Regions from separate parts of the Mus musculus genome. Here regions 1 and 3 are each linked to region 2. A link is a loop called in an ENCODE intact Hi-C map of the cell type or tissue named here. Cell type or tissue: heart. All regions are shown on one strand.

The links. Hi-C counts contacts between places; a loop is a spot of excess contacts. Peaks named below come from ENCODE experiments on the same cell type or tissue, not always from the same donor. Only the 100,000 strongest peaks of a DNase experiment are listed, where the experiment ranks them.
Region 1: a loop joins it to region 2, with 8 times the contacts of the local background. A loop is called at or near these places in 16 of 42 quality-filtered maps.
Region 3: a loop joins it to region 2, with 2.0 times the contacts of the local background. A loop is called at or near these places in 3 of 42 quality-filtered maps.

The regions. Positions count from the first base shown.
Region 1 is chr1:89,340,131-89,348,130 of GRCm38, forward strand. No RefSeq gene overlaps it. Among named protein-coding and RNA genes, the nearest start is that of Gm41913, 44 kb to the right of the region's middle. In heart, CTCF peaks have their summits at 2,891 (motif pointing left) and 4,598; no DNase peak of the experiment used is centred here.
Region 2 is chr1:89,520,977-89,528,976 of GRCm38, forward strand. The region is part of intron 1 of Agap1 (ArfGAP with GTPase domain, ankyrin repeat and PH domain 1); the gene reads left to right. Among named protein-coding and RNA genes, the nearest start is that of Gm41914, 56 kb to the right of the region's middle. In heart, CTCF peaks have their summits at 3,633 (motif pointing left) and 5,086 (motif pointing right); DNase peaks (open chromatin) are centred at 3,625, 4,282, 5,045 and 7,834; H3K27ac peaks cover 798 bases.
Region 3 is chr1:89,940,379-89,948,378 of GRCm38, forward strand. No RefSeq gene overlaps it. Among named protein-coding and RNA genes, the nearest start is that of Gbx2, 13 kb to the left of the region's middle. In heart, CTCF peaks have their summits at 219 and 3,056 (motif pointing left); DNase peaks (open chromatin) are centred at 203 and 3,023; H3K4me3 peaks cover 2,033 bases; H3K27me3 peaks cover 5,321 bases.

The DNA.
Region 1 (8,000 bases), 180 kb before region 2:
CTTTTGTCCCCAATAAAGCCTTTGCTGTCACCTGCCCACAGGACCACAGTGTGGTCTCCCCAGGCAGCCACCTCTTTATCCCTAGTGTGTGTGCTGGAGAGAGGGTTTGACCAGCTCAATGCCGAGTACACTGGGGACTACATGGTGAAAGCCACCAACCTTCCTCTAAGAATAATGGGGTTCATAGCATTTCTCAGGGGCTGGGGAACAAGGGGAGCTTGCTCCAGAGTCCTTGGCAAAGGGTCTCAAGCTTTCTTCCAGCTCTTGATTTTTTTTTTGTAGTTTTAAGTCGAGGGTGCTTCTGTGGGAATGGAGACAGAAGAGCTGAACCAGCCACCCTGAGCTGCAGCCTGCCTGGTGCACTGGTCCCCAGTTTTCATTCAGTAAGACTTGAGGGTAAAAGGAAAGGCACAATAGGGTGGCAGCTGTCGCGTGCAGCCTGATACCAGGTGTACATTGTGTTTTTCTCTGAGACTGTATTCCCAGGTTCTGCGATTGTCTGCCTGCCTTCGAACAGGAATACCGGATCACATACCCTGCCTCCACAGCAAGACTCCTGGGGTTCATTCTCCGAATCTTCCCACACAATAGGGACAATGGGCCCTTGTCCTTTGCACCTCCAGCCTTCTTAGCCTACCCTCAGTGACTCAGAGATGCCACAGACTCACTCCACTTAACCCAGACCCACGTGTGCTGGCTGGACACACTTGACCCAACCAGTAAACGTTTCTGCTCTGAGTCTTTTGGATTTCAGGTCACAGAGACTCACCCACTGTCTGTCTCTCTCCACCACCTCTCCCAATACAGATGTTTAGGAAGGAATCAGAGACTTGCAAATGAAGATTTCAAATGATAAAAAAAATGCTGTGAATTTAACAACTTTGGGCTATCTCAATGACTCAGCAGTCAGGTGCCATCTCAACTCTCAAGTAATCACACAAAGACACACCCCACTTCTGTAATCTCAGAAAGACATGCCCCCTCTATAATCTCAGGGAGACACACCCCCCTCTGTAATCTCAGGGGGATGTGCCACATCTCTGGTTTTGCTTCCTCAATTCACATAACTGGCTGTGGGACTTTATATGAAATCATGGGCACCTGGATAGAGCTGTTGTCTTGTTCCCGAGCCCTACACCAAAGGCCACACAGCACAGTTGCTATCTTGAGTCAGGTATCCACTGAAGAGCTAGCCCACTTCAGCCAGCAGGTGTCATGAGGAGCACGAAAGGGAAGAGAGGACAGTAGAACAAACACTGAGAGGGGTGGGCACACTGTGGCGGGCACACGGTGGCAAGAACAACTCCTCCTCCTCCTCCTCCTCCTCCTCCTCCTCCTCCTCCTCCTCCTCACATCCTACCAACCCAGTCTGCATTCCACACCAGTCATTTACACACAGCTCTCATCTGGCTTTTTTTATATGTTTGTGTGTGCAGGTGCACACCTGTGTGAATGCATATGGAGGCTAGAGGTCAACTTGGGCTGCCAGTCTTCAGAAGCCATGCATCTAAATTATTAGGACAGGGTTTCTCTCTCTGTCCTGGAACTTTCCAAGCGAGCTAGGCTGGCTGGTCACCTTCCACCTCCCTAGCACTGGGATCCTAGTCCTGTATCACTGCACCCAGCTTTTCAACATGGGTTCTGAAGATCAAACTCGGACCCTCAAGCTCGCAGAGCTAGCCCTTTACTGACTGATCCTCTCCCCGCCTTGTAAATAGCTCAGAGAGGATCAGTCGCCCTGAAGTTCTCCTAAAGCTCTACACTAGGGCCCTCTGTGCAGTCTCTGGACAGGTCCAATTGGGAAACTGAGGCTTAAACACATCTTCCAGGAAGCACCCTTGTCTGTCACATCCACCAAGGACTAGGCTCTGCCATCTGAGCCCTTCCCAGTTCCAGGCTCACATCTGTTCAGTGTAAGGGAAAGTTTGTCCAATGCCACTAACATGGAGGTGAAGAATTCCCAGTACTAAGAGGAACAACTTCAATATACATTTATTTTTAATTATTTTTAAAAGAATAATTCTTTTTTAAATATTATTTATTTTATGTATATAAGTATACTATAGCTGTCTTCTATACACCAGAAAAGGGCATCAGATCCCATTACAGATGGTTGTGAGCTACTATGTGGTTGCTGGGAATTGAACTCAGAACCCCTGGAAGAGCAGTCAGTGCTCTTAACTGGTGAGCCACCTCTCCAGTCCCTCAGGATAATTCTTAATCTCACTTTTATGTTTTTCCAAAACCATGTCCTTGTCTGGCTTTGTAACACACTCTCTCTCTCCCCCGCCTTGGTCCCTCCCTCCCTCTCTCCCTCTATCCCTCTTCCCTCCCTCCCTCCCTCCCTCCCTCCTCTCTCAATGTGCACTTTTTCTATCTCTCTATATCCTCCTGACATAGGGATTCTTCAGGATGAGTCCGAGGGGTTTCAAGAGATTTTTAATTGTTTTAATCTCTATGACAAGTGTCATTTGTTAACCACACTGTACAAATCGATGAGGCAGAATATTCATGCAAGAAGGGTGGTGTTTTCAAAGGAGTTTCAATAGAAAAACAGAAAAAAAAAAGGAAGGAAGGAAGGAAGGAAGGAAGGAAGGAAGGAAGAAGGGAGGGAGGGAGGGAGACAGGGAGGGAGGAAGGGAGGAAGGAAGGAAGGAAGGAAGGAAGGAAGGAAGGAAGGAAAGAGAATAGCTCCTGCAGACACATATGTGCACTTGCAGAAGTGCACACATGCGTGCACACACACACTTGAACATCCCTGAACACAAATACCCATAGCAAGAAAATATTTTTATAAGGGTTGGAGAGATGGCCCAGGTTTGACTCCCAGCACCTATATAGCAGCTCACAAGCCTCCAGTTGCAGAAGATTCGTCGCCCTCTTCTGGCCTCCAGAAGTACTACATGCGTGTAGTGCATAGACACAGGTAGGCAAAACACCCACACATAAATTTAAAAGAAAGAAATCTTTTTTTCTTAAGATTCCACTATTTATATAAAGCTTTTTTAACATTCAAAAGACATATATAATACCCTGATTCATCCATACAGCATGAATACCACCTTAAATTACATTTAAAGAATCACTGTTCACTGTACACATCTATGAAAATATATCCAGCCCAATCAAGATATATAATTAATTGATCTGTTAGCTAAAAATAAAATAATCCTTAAGTCCTTGGGCCCAAGTACATTGCTATACTCTATACTAATGTATAGAGTTGGCTGGCTCAACAGGGAACTCACCCAAATCATGGACCCATGAGCCTCACTGTTTTTTGCTTTTTAAGCATAAAACCCACATCCTGGGTTGACACAGTTAACAATATTGGTTAGCAAGAAGCAGAACAACAGAAGCCCAAAAGCAAGGTTAGTATATTTAAGAACTTTCCCAGCCACATCCTGGGACCGTTAACTTAGCCTTTGTCTCTGTTTTGGCAGTGGACTAGGTCTTTGTTTCTGCTTTGGCAGGCATTGCTGCCGCCATGCTGTGTTCCAAGGCCTGCAGGGGCTTTTATCATGGTGTCAGTTGTGCTAGGGTCTGGAGGGCCTGTTACAATAATTAAAATTGCTACAAGGGTTCTCTACAGTTTTTCAAATTACCCCAATTTTAGGTACTTTTAGTATCTCCTATATCGATTTACTTCCTCTCTGGCCAAAAGCAGTTTTGAGAGAGAAAGGTTTGTTTGACTTAGATTTTCTCATCTCAGTCTATCACTGAGGGAAGTCAGGGCAGGAACCTAGAGACAGGAACTGAAGCAGAGGCCACGGAAGAATGCTGTTTATTGGCTTGCTCAGTCTGCTTTCTTATAGAACCCAGAACCACCAGTCCAGGGGTGGCATCGCCCAGAGTGGGTGGGACCCGGGTGGGACCCTCCCATATCAATCATTAATCAAGAAAATGCCCCCACAGACACGCCCACAGGCTGGTGTAACGGAGGCAATCCCTCCATTGGGGTTTCCTCTACTTCGTGTCAAGTTAACAAAGGTTAACCAGCACATCTTAGTGCTTAGTGGAGTCTTGGTGAACTTCAGATAAAAAAAAACAAAAACAAAAACAAAAACAGAATTAACTAATTTACAACAACCAGTCAACAGATTTACCCAGGTTGAGCATGGAGTGTAGCTCTCCCATCTTGTCCAACATGAAAGGCCACGCTCACATCCAAGTGACATTTCTCTTAAACTTCATTGACTGTCCTACTAGATACTGGACTGGGACCAGTAATCAAAACCCATTTGGCTTCTAAAAAAAGGAAGTGGAAAGTGACCCACAAAGTTTGTCTGTGTGCGTGTTACACAGAGTGGGCATCAACTCCAACAAAGAGATGCTTCATCTCACCTGCCAGACTGGGCTGATCAAGAGGTTAGAGGGAGTCCTCACTGCCAGCAATAAAGATCAACATTCCAAGACCTGTCTAGTAGCCAGCCTTACACGAGACTGTCTGTGTGCTTAGGGGTTTGGCAGCCTTTGCCTTGCTGCCTTGCTGTCTGGAGCTGACCATGATCTGTGAATATACTTTGCACAGGGCACAGGAATTACTCTCCTTAAAGGGTGTGGACAGTGTCACTACCCTGTTTCGCCTTGGGTGGCGCTGTTGTGCCATTGCAGAGGCTGGCAAGGCTTTACAGGTTGCCGTGGACCTCTGGAGTCCAGGAAAGGAGTGGCCCTCATGGCTGGGATGGGCTGGAGCTGGCTTGTCTCTGCTCACACAAGCCAGTTACAACACTGATAAATGAAACACTGCCAGAGTTTTTGCGAGCCAGGTGCTCGGCCATTGGCAGCTAGAAATCAGCACAATGAAAACTTCTAAGCCACCAGACTCAGTCAGCAATGCAAAGCAGTCAAGAGTGTGGGATTTGAAGCCCTCCCCTGAGGAAGACAATTCTGGGATCATTGTTGCATGCTTGCCAGTGGTGCTGGATCATCCCTTGGCTACCCAGAGTACCCGACAAGTTTACCTGATTGTTTTCTTGGGCTGTTGAAGAGGACCTGATGTCCCAGATGATAGCCAGGGCTCCATCAGAAGTTAACTCCTCCAACTGGTACTAGGAAACAGGACTCCCTTGTGTAAGACGTGGCTGGGATGGATGGTTGTGTCTTAGTTTTCTTTCATTTTCTAGGTTGTCGATCTGAGGGTTGGTGGAATGGCCTGGGAGGCAAAGGTGCGGCTGAAGTGAGTGGCTGATGGGGCCAATGGATGGTCCCATTCCTGGAGTGGAGGTGAACTGCTGAATGCTTAAATGACAGCCAAGGTTCATTATGGACAAGATGATGGCTCATGCATCAAAGATGGATTGAACCCTCCTTACATAGTCTTGGATTTAACCTCACCACGAAATCCACCCTGTCTCTGACCCCAGCACATGCTTCTGTTCACCTAAAGACTTTCAGCTAGAAAACCAAAAGCTTCAAGGAGCCACAGACTGCCAGGAAGTGGTGTGTAAATAGCCAGTGATGTGTCCAGGCTGTTCCTCGATGTTGCTCAGAGTTCCAAGCTGCTGAAGGTCAAGTGCCATTGGCTGAGTAAGACAGTCCTGTTGGATTTCCTTCCTCTTCATCTCTCTCTCTCTCTCTCTCTTTTTTTTTTTTTTAGGTATTTTCCTCATTTACATTTCCAAAGCTATCCCAAAAGTCCCCCATACCCTCCCCCGCACTCCCCTACCCACCCACTTCCACTTTTTGGTCCTGGCGTTCCCCTGTATTGGGGCATATAAAGTTTGTGTGTCCAATGGGCCTCTCTTTCCAGTGATGGCCGACTAGGCCATCTTTTGATACATATGCAGCTAGAGTCAAGAGCTCTGGGGTACTGGTTAGTTCATAATGTTGTTCCACCTATAGGGTTGCAGATCCCTTTAGCTCCTTGGGTATTTTCTCTAGCTACTCCATTGGGGGCCCTGTGATTCATCCAATAGCTGACTGTGAGCATCCACTTCTGTGTTTGCTAGGCCCTGGCATAGTCTCACAAGAGACAGCTATATCTAGGTCCTTTCAGCAAAATCTTGCTAGTGTATGCAATGGTGTCAGCATTTGGAGGCTGATTATGGGATGGATACCTGGATATGGCAGTCTCTAGATGGTCCATCCTTTTGTCTCAGCTCCACACTTTGTCTCTGTAACTCCTTCCATGGGTGTTTTGTTCCCAATTCTAAGAAGGGGCAAAGTGTCCACACTTTGGTCTTTGTTCTTCTTGAGTTTCATTTGTTTTGCAAATTGTAACTTATATCTTGGGTATTCTAAGTTTCTGGGCTAATATCCACTTATCAGTGAGTACATATCCTAGGCAAATGGTTGGACCTGGAGGGCATTATCCTTCCTCCTCATCTCATGGCTTCGTTCTTCACCTGTGTCTCCTGGGACCACACACACACACACACACATACACACACACATTCCTAGAACTGGAATCCTGACCCCAATCCCAGAGGCATTGGACTACCATTTCTTTACTGACCTGTGTTCCTGAGTACTTGACCACCTGTATCCTCCAGTTCATAAAGGAGCTGGAACTTCTCAGAGACAGAGATGGCAAAGCACCACTTGTGGGGTGCATCAGACATCAGAACCTAGGCTGGATGTTGGCCTCAGTATCAAACACTCAAAGACTTCTTCCAACCCTAAACCCTTTAACCTATTTTTAGACTGAAGACTGAGTAGAGGACCAGTGTCTGGAGGGCTCTGTAAGAGTTTTCAAGTAAGCACAAAGTAGGCTGATCAGTACAATGAAAGCTTTTGTCCTCGTCCCAGCTCTGATAGCTATGAGGACATTTATAGCCCACTATTTCCTTCTCGATAACCCATTTTAAAGTAAATCTGAGATATCTCATTTTCCTGTGAACTGTTCCACTAGGTATCACCCAAATGTGATCTCCTGAAAATAACAAGACAAAATTGTCTATTAAAACACACAGCCAATCCCATGCTTGTAGCAAAAGATTAAAGCATTTCCATGAAACTAGGAGGGAGCCTAGAGTCTCAGGAGAGATGATTAAAAAATGTTCTAAAACCAGATTGTGGTTAACAGTTATAGCTTTGTGAATATATAAAAATCACTAAAGTATACACTGTGCATGGTTGGACCATACACCATATGGGCTGTACATAAATATGGAGGGCCTATGAACTACCTGGAAATGGAGACTCCAAGTGTGAGAGGATTTGCTAATGTCCTTGTAGATGAGGGGTCACTGTGAAAGGAGGCCTTTGGAGACAGAGTAAAAGGAAACAGGTGCCTCATTCTTAAAGCCACCAGGAGCTTAGTCCAGCCAACAACTGGAATGAGAGATCACAGAAGGAGAACTCAGTCAGCCCTCCCATCCCTCCGAACCAGTGTAGAGCCAATAAATGGGAGAGCTGTTTGGGTTTCATTTTGATTTGGAGTCTGAGTCTCACTGTGAGAGCCAGGCTGGCCTGAAACTCCATGGATCAAGTGATCCTCCTGCCTCAGCTGCTCTCAAACCCCCTGAGAAGTTTGAAATATAGCATGTCCCTCTGTCCCTGGCTAAGCATATTTTAAGGTACAGTCTTCACAACAAAACAAGAGCAGAGGACGGATGCAGCTGACTGCTTGGTGGCCTGCCCTTTCTGTCGTCTTTCAACAGACCTTCAACAGAGGTCTAGGAACCCACAAAGAATTTTCAAAGGGGAGGCAGGGACACGCATGAAAGCTCACTTTAAAGGGACGGTCCACAGCATCTACACTTTGAAAACATGCAAAGTGACACTTGAGAAATTAAAAAAAAATAGGAGGAAAACAAGCTTTGTAGTCAAGGGGTGAAGGGCAGGGTAATTACCATGAAATTTAAATATTCTACTAGCCAATGTTATAAAAAAAAAAAGTGATGAAAATCAAACAGAAATAGAACAAGCTGAAAGATGTGTCTAAATCTGAAAAGTCCAAAAGTTACCAGAGAAGACGCATAAGAGGGTATTAACATTTAAAAGAGGAACCATACAAGTGTATGGTGTGTATGCATGAGAGTGTGTGTGTCTGTGTG
Region 2 (8,000 bases):
TGGTGTCTCATCACAGCAGTGTTAACCCTAGCTTAGACTGGGTGTGAACCAAGGGAGGTTCGGAACGGCAGTGATGGACTGGTTAAGTGATGATGACTTGGCGGTGGGGCTGGGGAGTGGTAGCTGAGAAATCCCTTTGGGAGAAAATAGGAGTCTAAGGATTTTTGTTGAGCTCTGAGTGTGAATCAGTCCAGAGCACTTCTAGACACATTGGGTGAGCTCTTTGGCTGTCTTTTGGACATTTAATCTCAGAAACCTGTTTCCTCTTGTCGGCTAGATTAATCCTACTGTGTGTAGGAGGCCCAGCCGTGAGGCCTGAGGTCTGTGAGGTTGCCAAGGAGACCTGTACACTGGGAACCTCATGGAGAGGCTGGAGGACAGACTGGACTGCTGCTTCTCAAGTGCAAGGCACAGCTGATGTTGACCTCTGATGGACTCTGCAGTCTGTGAGTCCCAAGCCTGTGCAGGTTGAGGTTTCTGTGCTGTAAGCAGCCTATCCTGAGCTCCGGCCTCACAGCCCTTCCTATGTGTGCCGGGAGCAGGAGGCTGGCCAGGACGCTGTACGAAGCAGTTTTGATGTGTGAGCAAACTGACCACTTGGAGGTGTGGCACATTCTCTCATCAGACCACATGCCCTAGGGAGAGGTCCTCGGATCCCTTCAGGGAATTCCGTCTCAGCTGTTGTGGGCTGGGGATCAGCAGCTTTCTCTGGGCTCCTGTTGTCATTCACTTACTGTGCATACCCATGAGTGGACAGCTCGAGAAAATCCCCGAGCTGGATTCAGAACAACCAGGGCCCGGACATGAGGTCCACGCTGCGTTTACTTGCCCCGCTCGGCCTGTAGTTGATCCTTGTGCTGGCGAAACTGGAAAGGCTCACTAAATCCTTGCTTGCTTGGAAAAGCCAGTGGCTTGAAATGAATAATTTTGAGCCATTAGTAGAGAAAACACATTACCTGTATATAAACCTGACAGTAACAGAATCACTTCTGTCTCCCTTGTTAACCGAGCTTGCTAACCTGCTGCCTGCTTTGTATATTCGCAAAGCCTCCTGGGTGGAAAAGGAGAATCCAGTGGAAGGGTGAAAGATCCTTGCTTGAGCTCCAGACAGCTGGTGAGTGAAAGGCAGCCAGAGACACAGCTGTCCTTGAGTTGCGCTTCTGCCAAGTCAAAATAACAGGTATGGGGTTGAGATTCCGAGCTCAGCCTGTGCAGTGCCTGCTGTGTGCTAGGCCTTCTTGAAAGGGCGAAACACACCCTTTTGTTTTCAGTCCTTGCCGTGGAGCGCTGTCCTCTGAGCACAGTGTGGGTGTCACGGGAACAGCCGTGGCTACGTGCGAGAGACTCTCAAGCCATGACTCCTTGACAGGCGGCGTTCCCTCAGAGTAGGAGAGGTGTAGGGAGGCTCATTGGACCCTCGGCTGAGCTCAGTCACACTCTTTTGCACTTACTGGCCAGTTATATGTTAATTCTGGCTAAATTGCACGTGGTCTGGGTGAAGTACTGTAGACGGTGGAATGTTAACTGCGAGTAGGACTCCTATACAGCTATGGGGAAGCTGTCATCCATGCTGGGGCCGAGGCTTCCTAGTGGCAGCTGCTCCTGGAGATAACCCCTCTCCCGTGCTTCCCTTAGTTCCCGTTGGGCTACAGTGGAATCTTACTGTGTGGTTTTGTTGTTGGTACCCTGTAAGGGAGAGGGGGTTGAAGACGATGCTCTGTGTCTCCTCGGAGAGAGTTCCCACAATGGCCCTGTAACAATCTATTTTACCGAAGAGCAGCTTTGTAGCTGGGGTTTGTTACTGCAGCCAGCAGCTTGAGGGTCTCTGTGAAGCATGCTGGGGTGTGGTGGGTGGGGTAGAATGAGGTCTGGCTGCTGTGACTCCTTTCCTGTGGGTCTCAGGAATGGAAGTAGAGCCATTTGATGGAGGAGGAACAGTAATTTTCTATGCACAGTTTAGTTCTGCTGATGTTTAATGAGAACTTCAGGGAAGGTGCCCTGGAAAAAGAGAACACTGGGGCTCCACCCCTCATACCTGTCTCTGTGTGGTCTTTAGTCCCTCTCAGGCTTCCTTTCATTCTCCATGATGAGGCACTGGTGTCTCTGACCAATGGCCTCTCCGCATAGCAAGATCTAGGTACAAAATGGTCATTGGATTTTTGTAGACCCTCCAAAGGCCACACCACCAGGAAGCTATGTTCACTGATGTGGGGCTCTGGAATTCTCTTGTTTGGCCAGTCTCTGCATTTCCTTTAGCCCACAGGTTGTCACCAGTGTTTGCTTTAACTTCCTCTTACGGCTATCTCAATTCGAGATTGCCAGCCTGAGCTACAGATCCATCTTGCCACAGATGCCAGCCCACCGCCACAGGCTGACTGCAGAGACTGCAGTGCCCTGCTGCACAGTGCTGGGGAAACTTGTTGCTGAGGGGATGTTTAAAGACTCTTCCAGTGGAGACAGCTCGTAGGCGGCGTGTTTTCCTGGCTCACTCCAGAGTATAGCTGGCCCCTCGGCAGTTGGTATTTCCCAGTGGTCCATCGTCCGCTCCTCTTCTACTGAAGTTCTTTACCTTGGCTTTCCAAGCCTCCTTTCCCTGGGAGGAGTGGCCATGGTCTCTGTGGGAGCAGAAGCCTGGCCTTGGCCCTGACGGTGCTTGGGGCTGTGATGGCTGGGGAGGCAGCGCCTTCCCTCACCAGGCTGAAGACAATTGGGAATAGACACAGGGTGGGCAGAGGCTTCCGAGCCCTAGAGAGGCAGTTTTGTCTTCTGACTGCTGTCAGTTGTGGTCAGAGGAAAGGGGCTTTGAACAGTGGAGTGGGAGTCAGCCGCTTTTTTATCTTTGAGGGTCACTGAGCATCTAGAGTCAGCCATCTCTAGCTGTTAGCCCCTTGTTTACCTGCCCAGCTCTGAGGTGGCTGGCAAGCTATGGGCTACAGCTTCAGTCCTGCATGCTAGCTGAGTGCCTCACCCTGCAGTGGATGGCAGAACTTTTGCAGGCTTGCATGCTGGAATGCACACAGCCAGCTTTTCCTGACCCCTCTGGGTTTGTGGTGAAGGGAGTCATTGAAATGGGTGGGATAATCCACTCTTCTCAGAGGTGGGCTGCTGATGACCTCCACAGGCCTGAGAGTCTAACTTAATAAACAATGGCTTAAAGTCTTACGATGAGTTGTAGTGGTATTAGTGAGGTGTGTTATTGTTTGTTTGTTTGTTTTTGTTTTTCGATCACATTTTACTGCTTTATTTACATATTAAATATTTCTCATGAACTTTGCTTTATAAAACTGACAAAGATTTTTGCCTCATTAAGCAAGCTGTGTTTGCTGACTGTAGCATAAACACATCATCACCATGCAAACAGACATACATTTAAGTGCATATACTGTGAATTTTTGGCTTTTAGGCTTTCAGACTTGTTTATTCAGGTAGTATAAAAAAAGAGATGAGGCACATTCTTAGGGGAATTTTAAGAGTACACATAGGTTAAATTTTTTGTTCTGCGGTAATTGTAGACTCATGCTCAGCAAACAAGGCGATTGAAGCAGCAGGAAGGGAAGGAAGTGAGTAATCTAAGTGGATAGTGGGATCTTAGACTTAGCTTCTTGCTCGCCTATACTGCCCCCTGCTGGCCATGCCAGACTTTGCATTGCGGATGTATACTTAGCAGGAAGGGGATCAGTTGTTTCATACATACACACCATAGGTGATCTCTTTCTGTGATCTTCCTTTCTTTCCCAAGAATAGAAATGACTTTCAGGTCTTCTGTTCTGATATCTTAAATGATATCTTGGTCTCTTCTCTCTGCTCTTCCTACAGCTAACCTCTGGGATTATTTCCTGTCCAGGGTTCCATGAGATTTAACCTTTTTTTTTTTCTTTTTCTGTTTGAAAGAATTGAGAGAGTGATTAGTGCATTGTGAGCTGCTAGTTCTTTTTCATTTTATTTATTTATTTTTGAGGCAGAGTGTCGTCGTCCCCCAACCCCCACCAGGCTAGCCTTGAACTAACTCATGCCCCTGCTTCTGCCTCCTGAGTTCTGGGCTTAAAGGTGTGAACCACTAAGCCAACCTGCTAGTTCTTTATAAAAGATAGAAACATGATTATAAGCTCCTGAGTGGAGGGGTCATTTCCCCCATTGGGGAGCAGTGGGTGGAGTCAGGACCCAGGTCAGCTGACAGGAAGGAGGACCCAGATGAGATAGCTCAGATGTCTCCAGAAAGCAGGAAGACTTGGAGGGGGAACAAAAGGCTTGTAAGGGAGCCTGCGTGGTTACAGCACTAATTTCTGCATGGCCCCGGTTCCCCACTGACTGCAGAAGAGCAGGTATCTTGGGAGGATGTCCCCGCCCACTAGAAATGCTGATAGAACCCCTGTCCAGGATGCAGAGGTTGTCCGTCCAGGAAGGGAGTGAGGTCCAGGTCCCGCCTTCCCCCAGTGGTCACTGTTGTCTGCTCCTGTTCTGACCTGGCTTTGAATCACTCATTTCTTTATTTGTGACCGAAGCGATGCTGTGGACATTTGTTGGTGCTGCTGGTTTTCATATTTTCTATTTGTTCAAAGCATGTGTTTATAATCGCATCAAGTGTATCATTCTCTCTCACTGTCTTCTCCATCTTTTGTCTGCTCCCATCTTCCCCACTCCTGTACCTGCTCCTTCCAAGTAGCTCCCCTCCCACTTTCATGGCGTGTGTGGAGGTGTGGTGTGGTGTGTATAACACCCGTGTTCTGCGTGTGACAGAGAAAAGACAGTATTTGTCTGTCTGGGTCTGGCTTACTTTACTTATTATGACAGTCTCTGGCTCTGTCGGTTTTCTTGCCAACACATACTTTATTTTCTCTTTATGGCTAAATAAAACTCCTGTGTGTGTATGTACCACATTTCACCCGTTCATCTGCTGCCAGACGCTGGGCTGCAGTGAACAGCGATGCGGTAGGCATGAACGAGCAGCATGAACGAGCAGGTGTCCCTGCGGTGTGCTTAGGCCTTTGGGTAGATTCCCAGGTACGGGTGGGTCATGTGATCTTGCCAATTGTTTTAAATTGAAGCCAGGTTTTTGGTTGACTCATTCTCATCAGCCACCAGTAGATGGAGGGAGTGAGACATGCAAACAGAGTGCTGTCCCCACTGCCCGGAGTCTGTGACATCCATCCCTAAAGATGTGTGTTCATATTGTTCCGTGTGGATGTGCCCGAGTGTGTGTAGCTGAAAGAACCCAACGGAATTAGCTGTTGGTAGTAATATGAAGCGGGAAAAGCCATTTATGAAAAGTTTAGTCATCTTTGAAAATTAAGGAAAGTGTATACGTTTGTTTGGTTTGCAAACACTCATTTTTTTGGTAAGTCAGCAGCAGCCAGAGTGGACTGTAGAAATACGGTGGAGAACCACGGGGTTGGTGGTGTACTGCTAAGTACAGTTGTACATCGAGGGTGGGCACCCCTCCTCACCTGGTAGTGGTCTCCAAAGTGGTTGGACAGTGCTTGGGCACACAGTGGAATACTGCAGTCCTGAGGGGACATCATACTTTCAGGGGTCACTGTCTTAATCTGATTTCACGTTAGTGACATGGCAAGCTGGCCATGAATGCTGAGAATCCAACTCTGCCTGAGGTGACTAGACAACTCCAAGGTCAGGGTGCCAGCCAGGACACCTGGGGCTGCAGACCCTTTCCTGTGTTCCTCTGTGTTCTCAGCTGATACATGCTTACACCTGGGTGGGAGGAGCTAGGCAAGCGCAGGAGGTTAAACTTCTTGGAGTCCTTGGAGAGGGTCTGTGGCTCAGACCAGAGCCCTCTGGGCCTTCAGGATCCATGTGCTGAGTCCCGGAGACCTCCTTCCAGGCTGAATTGTGCCCAGCAGATATGAGACACCTAGAATTGTGTCTCTGATGGACTCCAGGCAATGCTTGTTGGTCCGGGTGGGTGCAGAAGGAGCTGGGGTTCCCACTGGTGTACTTGCCAGGCTGGTAGAAGTAGATGCTAGTGTTTCTGATGAGTTTTGAATGGCAGGGTTCTACAGAGAAGGCACCTTGGAGAACATATTCCCTCCTTTCTTATTCCTTAGTCCTAGAGAAGAGATGGATGGTGACTGTCAACTGAGACTCTGGACTGGGTTGTGACACTCCCCATGCTGGGTAGAGGGGAAGTTTTAGGGATTAGGTCATAAAGATGGGGCTGGTTGGCTGGTGACTGTGGTGTTAGCACTGGAGGGGCTGAGGCAGGAGGAACCTTTGAGTTTTGGAGTTTGAGGGGAGCTTGGGCAGCATAGTGAGACCTCCTTTCCAGAGCAAAACTGGCAGAGTAAGGTGAGTGTCCCCACTCTCACTGTGATGCATAGTGAGGACAAAATGCTCTCTAGTTTGAGGCAGTGATATTCCCAACCTGTGGGTCGCAACCCCTTGGGGGATGGCCAAACAAGCCTTTCACAGGGGTTACATATCAGATATCCTGCATCTCAGATATTTATGGTATCATTCATAACAGTAGCAAAATTACAGTTATGAAGTAGCAAGGAAATACTTTTGTGGATTGGGGGTCGCCACAACAGGAGGGACTGTATTCAAGGGTCACTGTATTAATGGTCCCAACCTTGGGTAGTTTGTGAGTCATTGGCTTAAGGGATGGCCTGCCATTGTCCATGGTGTCCTGGATGACACCTGACCTTGGATGTAAGCTTTCAGAACACCTGTGCATGGTCAGGTCACTGAGTCTGTGGCAGCCCGTGCAGACCGAGTCAGCTCTGTGGGGAAGGGATGGGAGTGAGCAGACTCCCGTAGGCCTTGGCCTCAGAGGGCACCTAGATGCCAACGAGGGCCTCAGCACTCATCACTCGCAACGCAGTTCCTGGAGATGCGGGCCTAGGTGACTTCACTCTGGATCAGGACAGCCATGTGCAGGGCCTGATCTCAGGCCACACATGGCGAAACCCTTCAGACCACCCAGCTTCTCTCATCTCCCAGACGCTGTTCTTTTCTGTACTCTGCCCCTTGTCTCCCAGGAGAACGGAAGTCCAGTGCAGTGTGTCCCATTCGGAGTACCTTCTTTCAGCAGCTGGGGAAGTAGCCAGTGTGTGCACATACAGCAGGGCCTCAACTTGCCCCGTCTCACTGCGCCGGGTCATTCATCTTAGACTTGCCAAGCGAGCACAGTGGCCTCAGACGCCCATGCTTACAGAGCTGGTGTAAGCTGGCAGGTGTTTTTGTGGAGCTCCATTGGCCCTCTGGGTGTGTCACAGGTACTGAGTAAGGTGGCTCAGGCAGGTGACCCTGGGTCCTGCAGTCAAATGTCTTGATAACATGTTGCTTCTACTGGACCCAACTGGCAGCATCTTTGCTTTTAATTTTTAATGTTAATTAATTTAAAAAGGTTTTAAAAATTAATCGAGAGCTGAAAACACCTTCAAGACCCCCTCCTAACTCAAGGCTGTAGAGAGCGGCCTGCAGGGTGCTCCTTTGGGCCACACTTCCCTGGTGCTTCCTAGGATAATTAATAGGTCCGGTTTGCTTTCCATGCGTGGCCCATGCAGAACAGAGGACGATCATACAATGCTAAGTTTCAGGGAGTTTGGTGGTAGTGCTCAGAGGACTTGAATTTGGACAGCATGAACCATGGAGTCCCCCAAATGGTATAAGCCATATACTACTGGTCATTATACTTTACATGGCCCCCCAGCAGTGGGTAGGAATATTGGGGGTGTTATCAGATGCAATCACATTGTGCTTTGGGACATCTCAATGCAGCCTGGCGAGTTGGAACTTTTTCCTGGGAGGAGTTCAGAGTTGCTTCTTTCCTCCAGCAAGCAGGGTACTCCCAGCTATGTGGCGAGGTCCAGGGGAGAGGAGAAAGTCACATCGTGGCTCCACTACTGGCAAGCTATAGGAAGCTGCTAGCCTTGGATAAACCTTGAATCCCCAGGGATAGGGTGGAGGAGGTGGGGCGATTATACTTGTTTATAGACAGACCGGAGAGATGGCGTGTGCTTGGTCCCACCGCATTCCTCTTTCTG
Region 3 (8,000 bases), 420 kb after region 2:
GGACTCCTGCTGTGCTCCATACTCCATCTCTCCTCTCCCCAGCGCCACCACCTTAGTGCCACCCTGTTTGGGATGCCCGAGAAGGGAGGAGGGGAGACCCGGTGAGTGAGGCGAGGGGCGGGGCCGGAGGACCTTGGGAGGACCGAGTTGACCCTGCCCACTTCTCTGCCTCGGGTTTGCTGTGGTCACGTGACTCTGACTCGCCTGCGCCCCCTGCCCGCCGCGGTGGGAATCAACCCTCAGGGAGTCAAGGAGAGAAGGGCTCTAGCCAAGGCCGGGCGAGGCTCCCAGTATTGGGCGCACACTTCCTTTCCACCCGAACATATATTTACCTGTTCTCCTCCTCCACTTTTCTTTTCTTCTTCCCTTTTCTTTTCTTTTTCTTTCTGCCTTTTTCCTTTCTTTCTTTCTTTCTTTCTTTCTTTCTTTCTTTCTTCCTTCCTTTCTTTCTTTCTTTCTTTCTTTCTTTCTTTCTTTCTTGAAAAGGAGCAAACATTCCAGTTTTAATGCGGCTCAATTATCTCGTTTACACGACGTAAAATGTTTCTCTTTAACTCATTTCAATCTAGTAAATATGCTTCAGCAAGTAGCTAATTTTTCAAGGATGGCTTTGCCTCGCCATTTGCATATAAAGCGCTTTGGGGCCTATTCTTTCTCTGAGAAGGGGGGGGGGGGAGGAGAAGGTCGCTAGCAGTAGGCCCTCCTCCTCCAGGTAGAGCACCTGGGTTTGGTCTCAAGAAGGCGCTGTGCCTGGCTGGGGTGCCTGGGGAAAGGGCAGCTTTCTTCCCTCTTTTCTTCCAGTGAGGCCTCTGGCCCTGACCAGCAGGTCCCAAGGAGAGGGCGCCTCCCCCACTTGGTGCCACCAGGCAAGTGAGGGTCGAGGACACATTTATCCTCAAGTGCGTTTATTAAATCGAATCTGGAGATGGATGGACGTGGATAGCAGAGAGGAAATCACAGGGCTCAGTTGAGCAATCTTCTGGCTTTAAATTCCGAATAAAAGTCTGGAATATTCCCGGGTCAGAGGGGCACCGTCTCATTAAAACCACTCTCGTCCCGAAACTGCAATGCAGGCATTAAAGTGCAGTATTTTTCAATTAGAGCTGACGAATTCAATCAAAATTCCATAGATTAGGATGAAATGAGGCATGGGTCATTTACAGGGGAATTTAATTGCCGAGCCATTAGACAAATAGTATATTTGCCATTCCCGCGTTATCCATCATTTTCGACATCAATACCGGGGCCGCATCTCCCCGTCCCGCGGCCGCCCGGCGTCGGCTGTAAACACTCCCTTCCCCGTATCTTCTGATTATATCTGATTTCATTTAGGGCCATGGGGGATTATAAATGTTCACGCAATCAAGTTCATTAGGACTTCAAATCGCATTTCGGTTTAGGGTGGCTCCGCCACTGTGCTCTGAGCTCTTCCCCAGCCCCAGAGCGAAGCTCGCTGTCATCCTCTGCAGGCGCAAGCGTCGCCTCCTTTTGTCTTTCTGACACCCTGTTCCCAAGGCCTGGGTGCAGCTGGGACACCCCACCTCGCAGATCGAGACCACCGGAGGGTCGGCCGGACCCTTGCACCCCAGACCCTCCAGCAGGGGCTCTGCAGGCTTTGGGAGAGCACCTCAGCCACTCTCATCACAGTGTTGCCCAGTGAAGCCCCCTCCCCGCCCCCACGTCCTGGGGCGCTCAGGAGCGCAGCGCCTGGGATGCGCGATCAGAGCGCTCCCCGCGTGTTCGCAGAGCGTGAGTGCGTACAAGCTCCGCTTCTCCAGCTTCAGCCGGCGCCGCGGGGAGCGGATGGATCTCCCAGATCCGGAGCCCTACGAATGCAGGCCTCTGGGCAGCCCCACTGACACTAGGGACACAGACAGGCCCTCTCCCCTCCCCCACAGCCTGGTTTTTTTTTTTTTTTTTTCCATTCCAAGGACTCCGGTGGAGGCGGTACCCAGCCGAGCGGTTCTCAGTTCCTATTAGCAAACCCGGGAGACAAAGGGGGAGGCTCTTCAGCGACAAGAAAGGCTCAAGACATCCCTTCCAGCGCAGTTGAAAAATAATAGCTTAATATTAACGGCTTCTCATAAAAATATACTTTCACAGAGATACAGTTACAAGAAGAAAACCCTCATTTTATCCCCGTGTTTTGCGCTCATCGCTGTTAGCTGCCTGAGTAATTTAATTGGAATAGAACGTGAGAAATGTGTCATTTTTGAGGAACGTATGCATCACTTCCTAGAAATCTCATTGTGTTAACTAGGAGCCTACTGCGTTCTGTTTAGAAGCCGTAATCACATTTTTATGTGTCTGTATTACTCGTTAATGTGACCTCCTGTCTTTAGCAGATTAAAACAAATGTTCTCTTCATAACAACTGCATCAAACTCAGGCTTACATCAGATACACGGAAACCCTGCTTTTCAGACTCACCAACTTTTCTTCAGAGCAGGGAAAGGAAATCTGAGGGGGTTGGGAAGCGCCTACCAAATGAATAATTACACACCAAATTAAAACCCGGCATTAAATGCGCTCAACAGCAATACTGCGCTCTCAATTCTGTTTACTGCTTACAAATTGCATTACAAAAGAATCTACTCTTTTTATTGGAGTGATTAAGCAAAGAGTCTTAGGACTGCAGAAACACGATTCTGGGAGATTAGATGGGAGCTGCAAGCCCAACCACTTACATTACAATGGGGAATGTATAATTTTGTTAAAGCACACGTTTAACACACAAATGAGGATCGGGCCGTCATTATGGCACCATAAAAAAGTCAACTGAAAATCATATTTATTTATAAACACCTCGCCTATACAACGTGCATATTTAATACAAAGGAATCAAGCAATTTCACAATCAATATATTAAATACTGATTTTTAAAGTTGCACCCCGCGATTCTATAGGGTACTTTATGGAGCTATCATTTTTCCCCGGACTCTCTTTCCTTCAGCAGGTAGGCTAAAACGCTTGGTGTTGTCTTCCTGTCTCCACTGTGGGCGGAGAAGGCCGGAGGGCCACGGTGAGAGAGTTTGCTAATGGCGCCACCTGCAGGACTCGACGAGAAGGACGTTCCCCGATTCCGTAATCCTTCACAGGACTCTGGGTTTATTTCAGTGTAGCAATTGAACTAAACAATTGAATGTTAGGTCATCATTGAAAGACCGGAACATTCAAGACAAACCCTAGAGTTTTCAGAATATTTTGATGCCGGTAGACGATGCTTAAGTCCTGGCGAGAAGATGGTGGTGTTGACTAGAACGGACTTTGTAGCTACAGCTAGAAGATTTTCCTAAAGAAATAATTTACCTTTGAAAAAGATTTATTTTTATTCTCAATTATGTGTAAGTGTGGAGTCATGAGTACAGATGCCCCTACAGGTTTAGAAGAGAGACTGGGACCCCTTGGAGTTACAGGCAGTTGTGAACCACCAGACATGGGTGCGGGTGATTGAACTTAGGTCCTCTGCCTGTGCTAAACCACTGAGTCGCCTCTCTGCCTTCTAATTTAGTTTTGAAGCAATGGGATAAAAGAGCCAATATTCCTAGCCTGTCATGTGGTCTTGGGGGCAGATTTTAATAGCCAAAGAACACTTAACATCCCAGGTTCTAGGGACTGAAGAACTTGTTAGATACCCCCTAGTGGATTGGGAGGGCTGGGAGTTTGACACCAACTGGTTCTCCAAGCCCGTATTTCAGGAATAGCAATTCCTGCAGTGGGTAGGTGTTCTCTGCAGAAGTTCAACAGCCTACCCTCCTTATTCCCCCAGCATGTGACTGAGGGTTAACTCAGAGGCTGGGAATTTGATTACATACAGCTGCTGAGATTAGCAGGCCCCTTAAATCTATAGAGCCTATGCTTTTCATTTCTCTGCAGTTCGTGTGGAATCCATTATTACCTGTCTTTAAATTAAACTGACACTTACACTCTACCCTAATGCTGCACCCAGAATTTCAAATGAGCAGACCTCAGAGTGCCTGCTTGTGTACTCATTGTCCCTGGGCTCTGGACTGTGTCGAAGTCCAGCTGTGACCATTTCCCTCTGTCCAGCGGATGCGACACCTGCAGAGGTCCATCTCCTCAGGGCTGATGGTAGAGGAGAACCGTGCCTGTGTGTTTCAGAGTTCAACATGGTTAAATAACAAGCAGTAACCAGACGTAGCTGATAGAAGTCGGAGAAAGATGTGCATTTTTTCCTCCTTTTTATACAAGTAGCAAGTGAAAGTATCTCTTCCATATGAGTTTGAGACCAAATAAATATACCATTGGAAACTCAGTGTTAAGGGGCTAGAGATAAAGAGGGCTCAGTGGTCAAGAGCATGTAGAGTTCTTGTGGATGACCCAAGCCTAGTTTCCACCCCAGCATCAGGTGGCTCACAACTGTACCTCCAGCCTCAGATGATGTGAAACCTCTGGCTTCCAGGGGCACTGGCGCCAGCACACACATGCATATAACTGACAAATGAAATAAGTCATTTGAAATAAAATAAGATAAGAAAACAAATGTTAAGGGTATAGAACTGACGTTATTTTCTGTACTCTAGAAAAATTGTGTTGAATGTGAGCTGTAATAAAGGGGAAATAAGAGACATAATAATAATAATGATAATAATAATAGTAATAATAATGATAAACCAAGGTGTGTTTTGATTGTTGGAGGAGAAGCAAGGTGAACCAGCCTCATCCTACAGGAGCTCGGCTTTGGAAGTTTACCGCAAGTGAATGATAGTCCCCCTTCCTTGCCTCCCTACTCTTCCTGTTTTAGGTTTTAGCCTCTGTCTCTTCTTCCTCCTCCTCCTCTTCTTCCTCTTCTTCTTCCTCCCCCTCTTATCCCTCTTTCCTTTCTTGAAATAGCCATCAGAAAATTCATGTCAGTTTTGTTTTGCTAAAACAAAGCCAACTCCTAGCAATGCTTCAACTCTGGAGACCGTGAGTGGGTTCCATCTGATGTGGGTGGTGACTGAGTTTGTGCCAGACATGCATGGCAGTTGTCATGGACTCATTTAGACATACAGGCATAGGATTTATTCGGAATATTATTTGTGCATCTTGGAGCCTAGGAGAGCCCAGGTGATTGACAGCTTATTTTCTGGCCATCGTCCTGCAGCCATGATGTCATGCTCTCCAACGGTCAGGTGGAAGAGGGGAAATCTCCCCGTTGTCTGGAGGGTTAGTTTATCGATGTCATTGCTATGCATGGGTCTACGCAAACTGAGATGGTTTGGCTATAGGTCATAGATACAGTGAAGTCACTGCACATGGGTATGTGCCCTCCACATTCAACAGAGAGAAAGCAAGAGAGGCAGCTGGAGGGGGTAGGACATCACAGAGCTCTTTCTCTCCAAGCTCTCCTTTCCCTGCCCGGTTCTCAACTGTCCTAATCCTGAAACCCTTTAACACATTTTCTCAGGCTGTCCTGACCCCCAACCGTAAAATTATCTTATTGCTACTTCATAACTGTAATTTTGCTACTGTTATGGATCGTATCTGTGTTTTCCGATGGTCTTAGGCGACGCCGGTGAAAGCGTTGTTCTACCACCAAGTGGATTGTGACCCCAAGGTTGAGACCTGCTGGTGGATAAGTTGCCCAGCTTTATTTGGCTCTGAGGTCCACGGGAAGCTAGGCAAACACCTGGCTGGTGATGCATCTGAGTCCAAGTCCTGCCTCCAGCCAACTTTCAAGAACCCAGTTCAGTAAGTGAATAATTGTCAGGGGGAAAATAAAGCGAAACCCAAGCTCACACCAAGCTGGAACTAGCAAATGTTTGTGAGGGCACAGAACAGTCGGTAACCTGGGGTCTTGGTGGCAACGAGGAACGAAGCTGTGGCTCAGACTACAAAAGCTGAAGGCAGAGCCACTGCCTGACCCAGCGGTCCCACTGCCAGGGATCTAGCATTGCCTAGGAGACAAACTTCCAGGCATGCCTGTGAGGAAGGTTCTAGAGCGAGTTGATGTGGGGAGCCTCAGGCTAGATGTGAGTGGTACCCTCCCACGGCATGGGGTCCTGCGTTGGATGGAAAGGAGACCATGAGCTGAGCTCCGGTATTTATCCCTCTCTGCTTCCCAGGATGCACGGGATGTGAATGTCACCACCCCCTCATGATGGAATGAATCCACTCTAATTGTAAATCAAATAAACACTTTCTTCCTTAAATTGTATCTTGCCAGGTATTTGATCAAAGCAACAAGAATTTTGTTTTTTGTGTGGGGGTTGATGGTGTGGTGGTCTAGATAGGTATGCCTCCTCCCGAGATGTATGTGTTTAAATGCTTGTCCCATAGGGAGTGTGACCAAGCCAGCTCAGTCAGTCAACAGGGTCTCAAGGGAGGGAGTGAGGACTGAAAATAAAAAGACAATTAGGCAACATTATAACATGACTCCAGCCAGTGCTGAGACTAAACCGGGTTTTTTTTTTCCAGTCTGCTTTTTTTTTTAATTTTTTTAAAAAGATTTATTTATTATTGTATGTAAGTACACTGTAGCTGTCTTCAGACACACCAGAAGAGGGAGTCAGATCTTGTTACGGTTGTGAGCCACCATGTGGTTGCTGGGATTTGAACTCTGGACCTTCGGAAGAGCAGTCGGGTGCTCTTACCCACTGAGCCATCTCACCAGCCCTCCAGTCTGCTTTTATATCATTCTAGGTATGTACAAAGAATATGGTCAGTTCTAGGTCAAGGAACAGACAAGGCAATAAACAAAGTCCCATGGTGTTCCAGGAACTGAGATGATCAGGATCTTGAGTGTACTTCTGTGTCCTGGACCAATGTCAAATTCTTGCCAAATTTCTAGACTTGGCCCCAAAATCTCTCCACAGGAGTGGCCTTGTTGGAGGAAATGTGTCACTATGGGGGTGGGCTTTGAGGTCTCATATATAAGACTCAGGCTACACCAAGGGCAGAAGCTAGCCTCTTCCTGACTGCCTACAGAAGAAGGTCTCTTTCTGCTGCCTTCAGATCAAGATGGAGAACTCTCAGCTCCTTCTCTAGCACCATGTCTACCTGCACACCACCATGCTTCCCACTATGACAATAAGGGACTGAACCTCTGAAACTGTACGCCAGCCCCAATGAAATATTTTCTTTCCTAAGAGTTGCTGTGGTAGTGGTGTCCCTTCACAGCAATGATTCCCTAACTAAGACAGGCAGTGCCGTGATAGTTTAGAGCTACACCTGAGCATTTCCTAAGGTGCTGTGGGATGGAGAGGGTGGCTGAGGGTGTGGCCACAGAGAGGACGAGCACTCGCTCTGGTTTCCAGAATTTGATGAGGTCTGGGCTTCTGAGTCACAGCCAGGGTTGAGCTTCTCTCTCTCTGCTTCCTAATATTATTTGCAGGAATAGAAGGAAGTATTCTTTATCTGGGCTGGATCCTGGGCCTCAGTGAGACTTAGGACCAGCAGAGACATGTAACGTGTTAGTGGGGACATCGAAAGGCTCAGAATGCATAGAATGCTCAGACTGCTGATTCTAAAGCTGGTGGAGAGCTGCCTTCTGTTCAGCAGCTCGCCACCCTAACCTAGTAAGAGGAGTGCACATAAGCAAGTTGCAGTTGACTTCTTCGAAATAACTGTTCTTCTGGCTGCTTCGTGAGGGTGTCTGGCTCTGAATCCACCAGTCACTGTAAGCCGCTCATCACTGTAAGCCGCTCATCACTGTTCAGTGAACGGAATCCCATCCCAGCACAAAACAACCTCCCCAGCTTCCTCCAGGACTGCAATTCCTCACCTGCTCTCTGGTTCCTCATGTCTGTTCAATGAGGTTCTGATTCCGTGGAGGCACAGACTAAGGTCTCCTGGTCTGTCCTAACTCTCTCCGGAACTACCTTCTTGCAGCTGCAGTGTATGAGACCCGTCCCTTGGAGAGGATGAATCGCTCTGCCCCATTGTGCCTGGCACTTTTCCTGCACCCTTGCCTTTGTTAAGATTTCCTTTTTTTTCTGGGGGCTAGAGAGATGGCTCAGTGGTTAAGAGCAGCCAGTGTTTCTCAGCCATTTGGTATTC